Linked DNA regions of Homo sapiens: region 2 is linked to region 1. Evidence: read pairs that join two places in POLR2A ChIA-PET (ENCODE). Cell type or tissue: B cell. All regions are shown on one strand. Links, peaks and the distances in the headings refer to the core of each region. The heading gives the core; the rest is flanking DNA. Region 1 has its middle 96 kb from the start of CXCR4. Region 2 has its middle 53 kb from the start of DARS1.

The links. ChIA-PET counts read pairs that join two places held together with the same protein. Peaks named below come from ENCODE experiments on the same cell type or tissue, not always from the same donor. Only the 100,000 strongest peaks of a DNase experiment are listed, where the experiment ranks them.
Region 2: POLR2A ChIA-PET joins it to region 1 with 5 read pairs; 2 of 35 experiments call an interaction of 5 or more read pairs at or near these places.

Annotation. Positions count from the first base shown.
Region 1 is chr2:136,211,520-136,215,924 of GRCh38, reverse strand. No RefSeq gene overlaps it. Among named protein-coding and RNA genes, the nearest start is that of CXCR4, 96 kb to the right of the region's middle. In B cell, for the core only: no CTCF peak of the experiment used is centred there; DNase peaks (open chromatin) are centred at 1,464, 2,024, 2,634, 3,360 and 1 weaker place; H3K27ac peaks cover 3,468 bases.
Region 2 is chr2:136,036,811-136,041,215 of GRCh38, reverse strand. No RefSeq gene overlaps it. Among named protein-coding and RNA genes, the nearest start is that of DARS1, 53 kb to the right of the region's middle. In B cell, for the core only: no CTCF peak of the experiment used is centred there; no DNase peak of the experiment used is centred there.

The sequences.
Region 1 (4,405 bases), core at 338-4,337:
GTTCTCTTTTTCCATGCTTAACTCTCCTTCAAGGTAAGCAAGTCGCTTAATGCTGTCATCATTGTATAGACAGTGTGGGAACTGGAATTCAGTGAGATTACATTTCAGAGCAGAGCAATAGCCAGGGCTCCATTAAAGGCTTCAGAGGAACCAAAACCAGCTGAGCTCCTATTCACCCAGAGGTCAGGGAGGTGAGGTGGACAGTGCCTAGACCTGGAGTCAGGAATGCTGAGTCCTGAGCCAAGTGTGGCCACTAACTCAAGCCATTTAGCCATTTGAGTCTCATTGTTCTCAACTACGATCCAAAGGGGGTAGGATTAGCTCATACACTAGTGTTCCCTTTAAGCTCTAAATTCCGATGCTGGATGACTTGCTTAAGCTCTCTATTCATCTCTCAATCCTCCTGGGAAAATAGCTATAATGCAAAATCTGAAAGTAAAGAGAATTTTTCCAGTCTTATTTGCTATAATGTTTGTTCACCAAATATTTAAATATTGATCATTTAAGAAGTTGCAAAGTCAAAGACCCACATAATGATATCTGTAAATATTCTGTGGATGTCACCTCCCATCTAATGTCAAGGTGTACTGTACTTTCAAGATTATTTCCTAATTTTAGAAAGCATTTGCACTTGGACTAACCTGGCCTTCCACTTTATACTCTACGTGTCTAATTCATTTGCTCTCTGTGACCTGATGTAGCCCTCAGCACCCTTGCTCCTTCCACAATTGTACCATATAACTTCATCATTAATGCCACAATATGGACTCACCCCAGCAACTTCTTACCATGTGTGCCAGGTTACTTTCTTGCTGCAGCGATGCAGTCTTCCTACCAGTATGCAGTTTTTTAAATGGATCAAAGATCAGAGCCTATCTTATGAAAAGTCACCCTCCAGGCTCCAATTTTCCAGAAATCCATCATTTGAAAATACCGGTTGGACAACTTCAACACAAACAGAAAAATGCCATTCTGTAGGCTTCAGGAAAAACATTTGTGAAGGTGCCCTATCCAGTCAGTTCTCTCTTTGTCTGCCCACAATCCTCCTCCACCCTCAAGAGAAGGTCCTATGAATTGAGAGGAGGCTCAGGCCCTAAGAAAAAGCCCAGAAAGGGGGTGATGTGAATGGCACATTGTTCTATTCTGCCAGTTGCTCTGACTCAAGGACCACAGGTTAATTTCATAATATTCCCCTTCCACTCCTCTCTCTATTTTTCAAAGCAATTTAAAAGTCATCTTATAAGCATCTATCACTGTGAAGGATACAGCGTCCACTATCTGCAAAGAATTGTAGAGACACAAATAGCACGAACTCAGTTCCTGTCCCTCCAACTCCCTAAGATAAACACAGCACAGTCTCTGACCTCAAGGGACTTACAACCTTGATAGAGAGATAAGACTTGGGGACATGAGGCAATGCAAGACCAGTGCCACACATTATGTAATAACATACTCACATGAGTATTAGCAAATGTCCGTGCCTGGAATTTCCCCTGTTCTCTTCCCCTCTTCAGTGCCTTCAAAGCCTTCTCTTGAGTCAATGTTGTTATTTGTGCCTAGTTGAAAGACTGCTCTCTCCTGCACCTAGGCAGCAGAGACAAAGACCCTGACTTCTCTGAGCAGCCTGAAAAGTGACAAAGGGGAATTGGCACACTTGGAGTTGAGAAATTGGCAGAGAGGTGATAAGATAGCGTTTAAAGTCACAGATGTTGCTCTCAGCATTTATTGATTGTAATTCAAGAGAGGAAAAAGGAATAAAACTCTCCCCACACCGGAGGTCCTTTGGAATATGCACCAAACAGTGTCTAGGGAAAAACTGGCATGTTCTTGAAACACATGTTACTCCTCTCCCCTCCCACACCTGCAGCAGACATCACTAATCAATGACAGCACTCTTCGCTGCTGAGCACTGTGTGTCCTTAACACTGTTCTCAGCCCAGCACTCCAGGCAGCCACTGCAATTGACCAGAGTTGCCACAGGAGATGAAGCCTCTTCTATCCCAGCTAGTGAAAGGGAGTGAAGACACCTGGTGCTGCCCTCTGGGTCCCCTCACCTTCTCACAAACACATGTTCATCCACACCTCCTAGCCATTGCAGGTCAAGACACTGTACTTGAATGTTCTCCCTTCTGCTTTTCCAAAGCAGATTCATCCTTTCAGGTCTGGTTCAAATTTCATTTTTTCCAAGAAGCCTCTAGGGTACCCAAACCCAATCTTCCCTCACCCAATCTCTCTTTCCTTCCATTTCCCAGGGCTGCCTTCTGATACCACACAAGGGAGCTCTATCCTATGCCCTCTAGTTTTGTTTCCTTATTACTCTTTCTTCCTCTACTAGACTTTAAACCTCTGATGTCTTCCAAACTTTTTAAAAACTTTGTTCAAAAAAAAAAAACACCTAACACAGGACATCGGATACAGTAGAATATCTGGTAAAGAGGGGTTTTGTTTGTTTTAAATTTCAGTAATGGAATTGTTAACTTTGGGGGTGACTTTTAGTTTTGCTTTCTAGAAGCAGAGGCTGCCATTTGCTTTGGAGCCTCTCCCCTCTTTATTTGGGGAAGCTCATAGGCCTTTCAGTTCCATCAAAGGAAGATAAGTCCCCACTCATTGTCCCTGGAGGAAACTGTGAGGTCTTCTTATATTTGCATGTATGTGCCAAAGAGAGACATGTAAAGTGAGCTTCCAAGCCAGAATGTACACTTGAAAGCAGAAGAAAAATGGTTTTTCCTAGAGAGAAATGCATACTGGACTGTTAGCTCTCCCCATTCCCTACCTGTCATGGACTGAATATCTGTGTCCTCTCAAGATTCACAGGTTGACATTCTAACCACTGATTCGATGATATTAGAAAGTTTGTGGGGGTGATTAAGTCATAAGAGTGGAGCCCTTGTGACTAAGATTAGTACCCTTGAAAAAAGCCCCAGAGAGCTCTCTCTCACCCCTTCTACCAAGTGAGAACACAGAGAGATAACAGTTATCTATGAAGCAGGATGTGGGCCCTCACCTGACACCGAATCTGCCAACACCTTGATTTTGGACTTCCTAGCCTCCAGAACTGTGAGAAATAAATGCTTATTGTTTAAGCCACCCAGTCTACGGTATTTTAGTAACAGCAGCTCGAACAAACTAAAACATTACCCCCAATGGAGTTAATAAAAGTGAATACCTGGGACTCTGGGGAATGCGCTGAGGACCACTAGGCTGGGTCATGGAGCCCACCCTTAGTTAGACTTCTTTAGGGGAGGGAGAGGACTGTATCTGGGCTTGGAGAAAATGTGCAAGGAGTGGTTTTTCCTTGAGATATGGGGCCAGGGCAGGGATGGCAATGAGCAGAAGAGCTTGTGGCTGAGTCAGACAGTCTGGCTTTCAGCAGTGGCATCATGACAACCCTGATGGCAGGGGACAGCAGATCTGCAGCCAGATTGACCAGACTTTCTGACCACAGTAACCAGGCTGATGTCCTGGGTCAGAGTAGCAAGCCTAGGAGTCCCCAAGAACATCCTGGGAGAAGAATAGCCATAGGAAAATGGACTTCTCCATTCAATGAGGGGTCAGAGATACATGGGGTCAGAATCATGTTAATTGACTATTAAGATACAGAGAGAGAAAGCTGCTGCATGTGATCTCTTTCAAGTAGGTGACATACATCTGGGGTCCTACCTATTTGGACTCTATCTCTTCTTACTTCTCCCGCTTTCCTAAAGGGCTCAAGTTGAAAATCATAAATTCTAATCTAAATTCCTTGTTTTATGCCTAAAAGAACCAGAGCCCGGAGACATAGAGAAGATCATTCAAAAGCACATGCCAAGCTAAAGACAATACCAGGGACAGGACCTCATCTTCTGACTCTTGGTCCAGTTCTCCCTCCAACTCAGCAAACAGCCTTTGGATTCCACTTGGGAGTAAGTCTTCACTGAATGCCCACCATGTGCTCAGCCCTGTGCTGTGCTGAGTGAAACACACAGATGTGTAGGACTTAGTGCCTGTCCCCCAACCCACACCCAAGAATCTTACAGTCAGGTTGGGGAGATAAGGCAAGGGAACCCTGACTTCCTCATGCTGTGGGTGGTACTAGAAATCAATCTTCCTGCTTTAGATTTGTACCATTGTTATGTCTGAATATTTGTGATCCTCCCTCACAACCAAAACTCATCTGTCAAAAACTAATCATCCATGTGATGGTATTAGGAGATGGGGCTGTTAGGAGGTGATTAGATCAGATAATGGAATTAGCGCCCTTTTAAAAGAGGCCCCAGAGAGCTGCCTTGCTCCTTCTACCATGTGAAGGCACAGCAAAAAGGTACCATCTAAGAACCAAAAAGCCACCCTCACCACACACCAAATCTGCTGGCACTTTGATCTTGAACTTTCCAGCCTCCAGAACTGTAAGAAATAAACTTCTTCT
Region 2 (4,405 bases), core at 126-4,125, 170 kb after region 1:
CATTGTTCCTATTTCTCTGAGTGTCTCCACCCATGAAACAAAACATAAATCTACTCTAGTTTGCACAAAGACATCTAACAGATAACAATGTATCGGAAGGGGTATGTATTTATATTCAGGAGTGCCTGTCTGGAAAACAGAGGGGACTATATCAGGTCTGATCTTCAAGTCTGTCTTTTAATTAGTTTGCCTCAAGTACTTGTTCTCTGTGTGAGAATCCACCTTATTTAGCTCAGGATGATCACGTTATGAATGCAGGAAGTAATGGCTATTCTGGCTATTTGCAAAGACAAGGCTTGGATACATATTCTAATAACACAGTATGAAATAGAGTAAAGGAGTGTTCTTAGGTGGGACCTTTATCAGTGTTGTCACAAATGGTAATGAGTCAAAGCTTAATAACGATGTGCCAAAAAGGTTGTCTTAGCAAAAATAGCAAAAACCCATCCTAGTAGAATTCATCTGTTACTCTACAGGCAGATTTGTGAAAGCTTCAGCAATTTTCTTCTTGCCAAGAGAACTGGCTTTGCTGTCCAATTGTTTTCTCATAGAAAGGGATTTTTGTTTTTTATCAACTTTTTTTATATATTGATCATATGTTAAATATTACATATTTCTCTTTGGAATCTTAATTAAAAGATATGCCTTGTAAAAAGAGCTTTATTGAGATATTATTCACATGCCACACAACTCACCCATTTAAAGTAGACAATTCAATGGCTTTTAGTATATTCACAGAATTGTGCATCCATCACCATGATCAGTTTTAGAACACTCATTACTCCCAAAAAGAAATACCATACCCCACAGCCACCCTCCCATAGTCTTCCCATCCTTCAAGTTTTAGGCAACCACAAATCTGATTTCCATGTCTATAGATTTGCCTACTCTAGGCATTTCAATAAAATGAAATTCTACAATTTGTGACCCTTTGTGACTGGTTCCACTCACTTAGCATAATACTTTCAAGGTTCATTCACATTGTAGCAGATATCAGTACCTATTTCTTTTTGTTGGCTAATAACATGCCATTGTATGAATATATCACCTTTTATGTATTCCTTAATCAGTTGATGGATTTGCATTGTTTTCATTTTGTGAATATTATGAATAATGCTGCTATGAATATTTGTATGCAAGTTTTTGTGTGGACACAAATTTCATTTCTCTTGGGTCTGTCTATAGTTAGGAGTGGAATTGCTACAACATATAGTAACTATATTTCACCATTTGAGAAACTGCCAGACTGTCTACCAAAGAATTTACCAAAGCATTTATGTTCCTGCCAGAAGTGTATGAGAATTCTAATTTCTCCACATACTTGCCAACACTTGATATTAACTGTCTTTTTTATTATAGCCATCCTAGTGGATGTGCAGTGGTATCTCATGGTGGTTTTGATTTGCATTTCCCTAATAACTAATTATGTTGAACATCTTTTTTATGTGCTTATTGACTATTTGTAGATCTTCTTTGGAGAAATATCTATTCAGATCCTTTGCCCATTTTAAATTGGGTTGTCTTTTATTATTGAATGGTAGCAGATTTATATTTTAAAAGGAACCTCAATATGTAAAAACTAAAAATTCAGTTAATATATATTGAGCACCTGTTATGTGCAGTGAAGGGCAGTACCATGTGTGCAAAAGCCACAATACGTGTGCAGAAGGGAAAATATGCATTAAGAAGCTTACCATTACTAAGGTGGATAGGGGTGTGAGACAAATAAACTAGTAGAGGAAAATCATATCAGCTTAGAAAATCAAAAGGGCTTTGTAGAAAATTTGGTATTTTTGGTGGGTCTTTAAAGTGGGGAGAATTTTGACAGAGAGATGGGAGAGGACATTTTGGGCAGAGAGAACAGCACAAAAGGGGCACAGGGACACTGGTGTTTAAGGCATGATAGGAGAACAGCAAGTAGTTTTTTGGCTAGAGAATGGAATGAGCAAAAGTCTAGGTGATGAGACTGGGAAAGGTTAGACAGGAACATATTAGGGAGGCGTGTCAGGTTGAAGAGTCTGTGTTCAAATCTCGAAATCAGTAGTTCTCAACTGGGCATAATTTTGGCCCCCAGAGAATACTTCACAACATCTGGGGATATTCTCGATTGTCACAACTGAGGATGCTACTATTAGTGGGTAGAGACCAAGGATGGTGCTAAGCACCCTACAATGCACTTCAGCCCCCTATAACAAAGAATTATCTGTCCCCAAATATCAATAGTGCCAAGGTGAGTCTGACAACAACCTCAGCTTACCACTTGGAGAGAATTTCCATGCTGCAGCACATAGAGAGGGACCCAGGCAGTGCCCAGGGCCCTTTTAAAGAAAGTATATTGACATGTTTAGAGAGAAGAGAGGATGGAATCATATAAGATGATCAATTAATAACAGAGAAAGCAGAAAGGGAAGGGAAGATAAATGGGATGGAAAAAGATATACCATGCTAACACAAACCAAAATAAAGCTGGAGTAACTGTACTAATTTCAGACAAGCCAGAATTTAGAACAAGGAAAGTTTTCAGCAACGAAGAAGGACACTGTGTAATGATAAAGGGGCTAATTCTCCAAGAAGATGTAACAATGCTTAAAGGTATATACCTAACAACACAGCATCAAAATACATGAGGTAAAAACTGATAGCACTGCAAGGAGAAATAGACAAATATTATAATTGGAAACTTTAACACCCTTCTTTCAGTAATTGATAGATCCAGCAGGCAGAAAAACCAGTAAGGACATATTGTAGTTGAACTGAATAGTACCATCAATCAACTGTATCTAATTAACACTTACAGAGTACTGCATCCAACAACAGCAGAGTACTCATTCTTCCCAAATTCACATGGAACATTCAATACAGACCACATTCTGGGCCATAAGATGTGCCTAAGCAAATTTAAAAGAATAGAAATCATACAAAGTATGTTCTCAGACCACAATGGAATTAAACTAGAAATCCATAATAGAAAGATGGTTGAAAATCCCAAAATATTTGGAGATTAAACAACACACTTCTAAAAAGACAAATTGAAAAGAATGAGATCATGTCCTTCGCAACAAGATGGATGCAATTGGAGGCCCTTATCCTAAGCAAATTAACACAGAAACAGAAAACCAAATACCACACGTTCGCTTATAAGTGAGAGCCAAACATCAAGTACTCATGAACACGAAGATGACAACAATAGACACTGGGGACTACCAGAGCCAGGAGAGAGAGGGGCAAGGGTTGAAAAACTAAATGTTGGGTACCATGCTCAGTGTCTGAGTGACGGGATCATTCAGACTCCAAACCTCAGCATCATGCAATATACCCAGGTAACAAACGTGCATGTATACTACCTAAATCTAAAATAAAAGTTGAAAAAGAAAAAAAAATTATACCAATAACTCACAAAAAATAAAAATAAAAAGACAAATCATACCAAATATTAGTAAAGATGCTTAAAACCGGACCTCTGATACCCTGCTAATGAGAATGTAAAATAGTACAACCAGCTTGGAAAACCGTTTCATGGTATCTTAAAAAGTTAGACATGCCAGGCGCGGTGGCTCATGCCTGTAATACCAGCACTTTGGGAGGCCAAGACACTTGAATCATTTGAGGCCAGGAGTTCAAGACCAGCCTGGCCAACATGGAGAAGCCCCAACTCTACTAAAAATACAAAAATGAGCTGGGTGTGGTATCATACACCTGTAATCCCAGCTACTCAGGAGACTGAGGCACAAGAGTCCCTTGAACCCTGAAGACAGAGGTTGCAGTAAACCAAGATTGCACCACTGTACTCCAGCCTGGGTAACAGAGAGAGACTGTGTCTCAAAAAAAAAAAAGAAAAAAGAAAAAAAAAGTTAGACATAAACCTACCCCGTGATCTAGCCATTCTAATCCTATGTATTTACCTGGAGAAATAAAAGCATATATCTATATAAAGACTTAGCCGTAAATGGTCATGCAGTTTTATTATAATAGCCAAAAACTGGAAACAACCAAATGTCCTTCAATGGGTATACGGACAAACAATTGTGATATGTCCATACAATGGAATACTACTCAGCAATAATGAGGAATGAACTGTTAACGAATGCTACAATCTGGGCGTGTCTCAAAATAATTCCTGAGTGAAAAAAAAGCCAGACAAAACAAGAATGCATGTTGTATGGTTACTTTCATATAAAATTCTAGGGAATGCAAACTAATCAACAGTGAATGCCTAGAGATTGTTGGGAGGAGGAGGGGATGCGTAGGGTAGGAGGCAGGGATTAGAAAGGGGAACAAGACAGTGCAGGGCTGTAATGCATATGTCCTTTATCTTGATTGCAGCAGTGGTTTCATGGGTGTATACATGTGTTGAAATTTATCAAATTGTACACCTAAATATATGCACTTTATTGCATGTCATTTA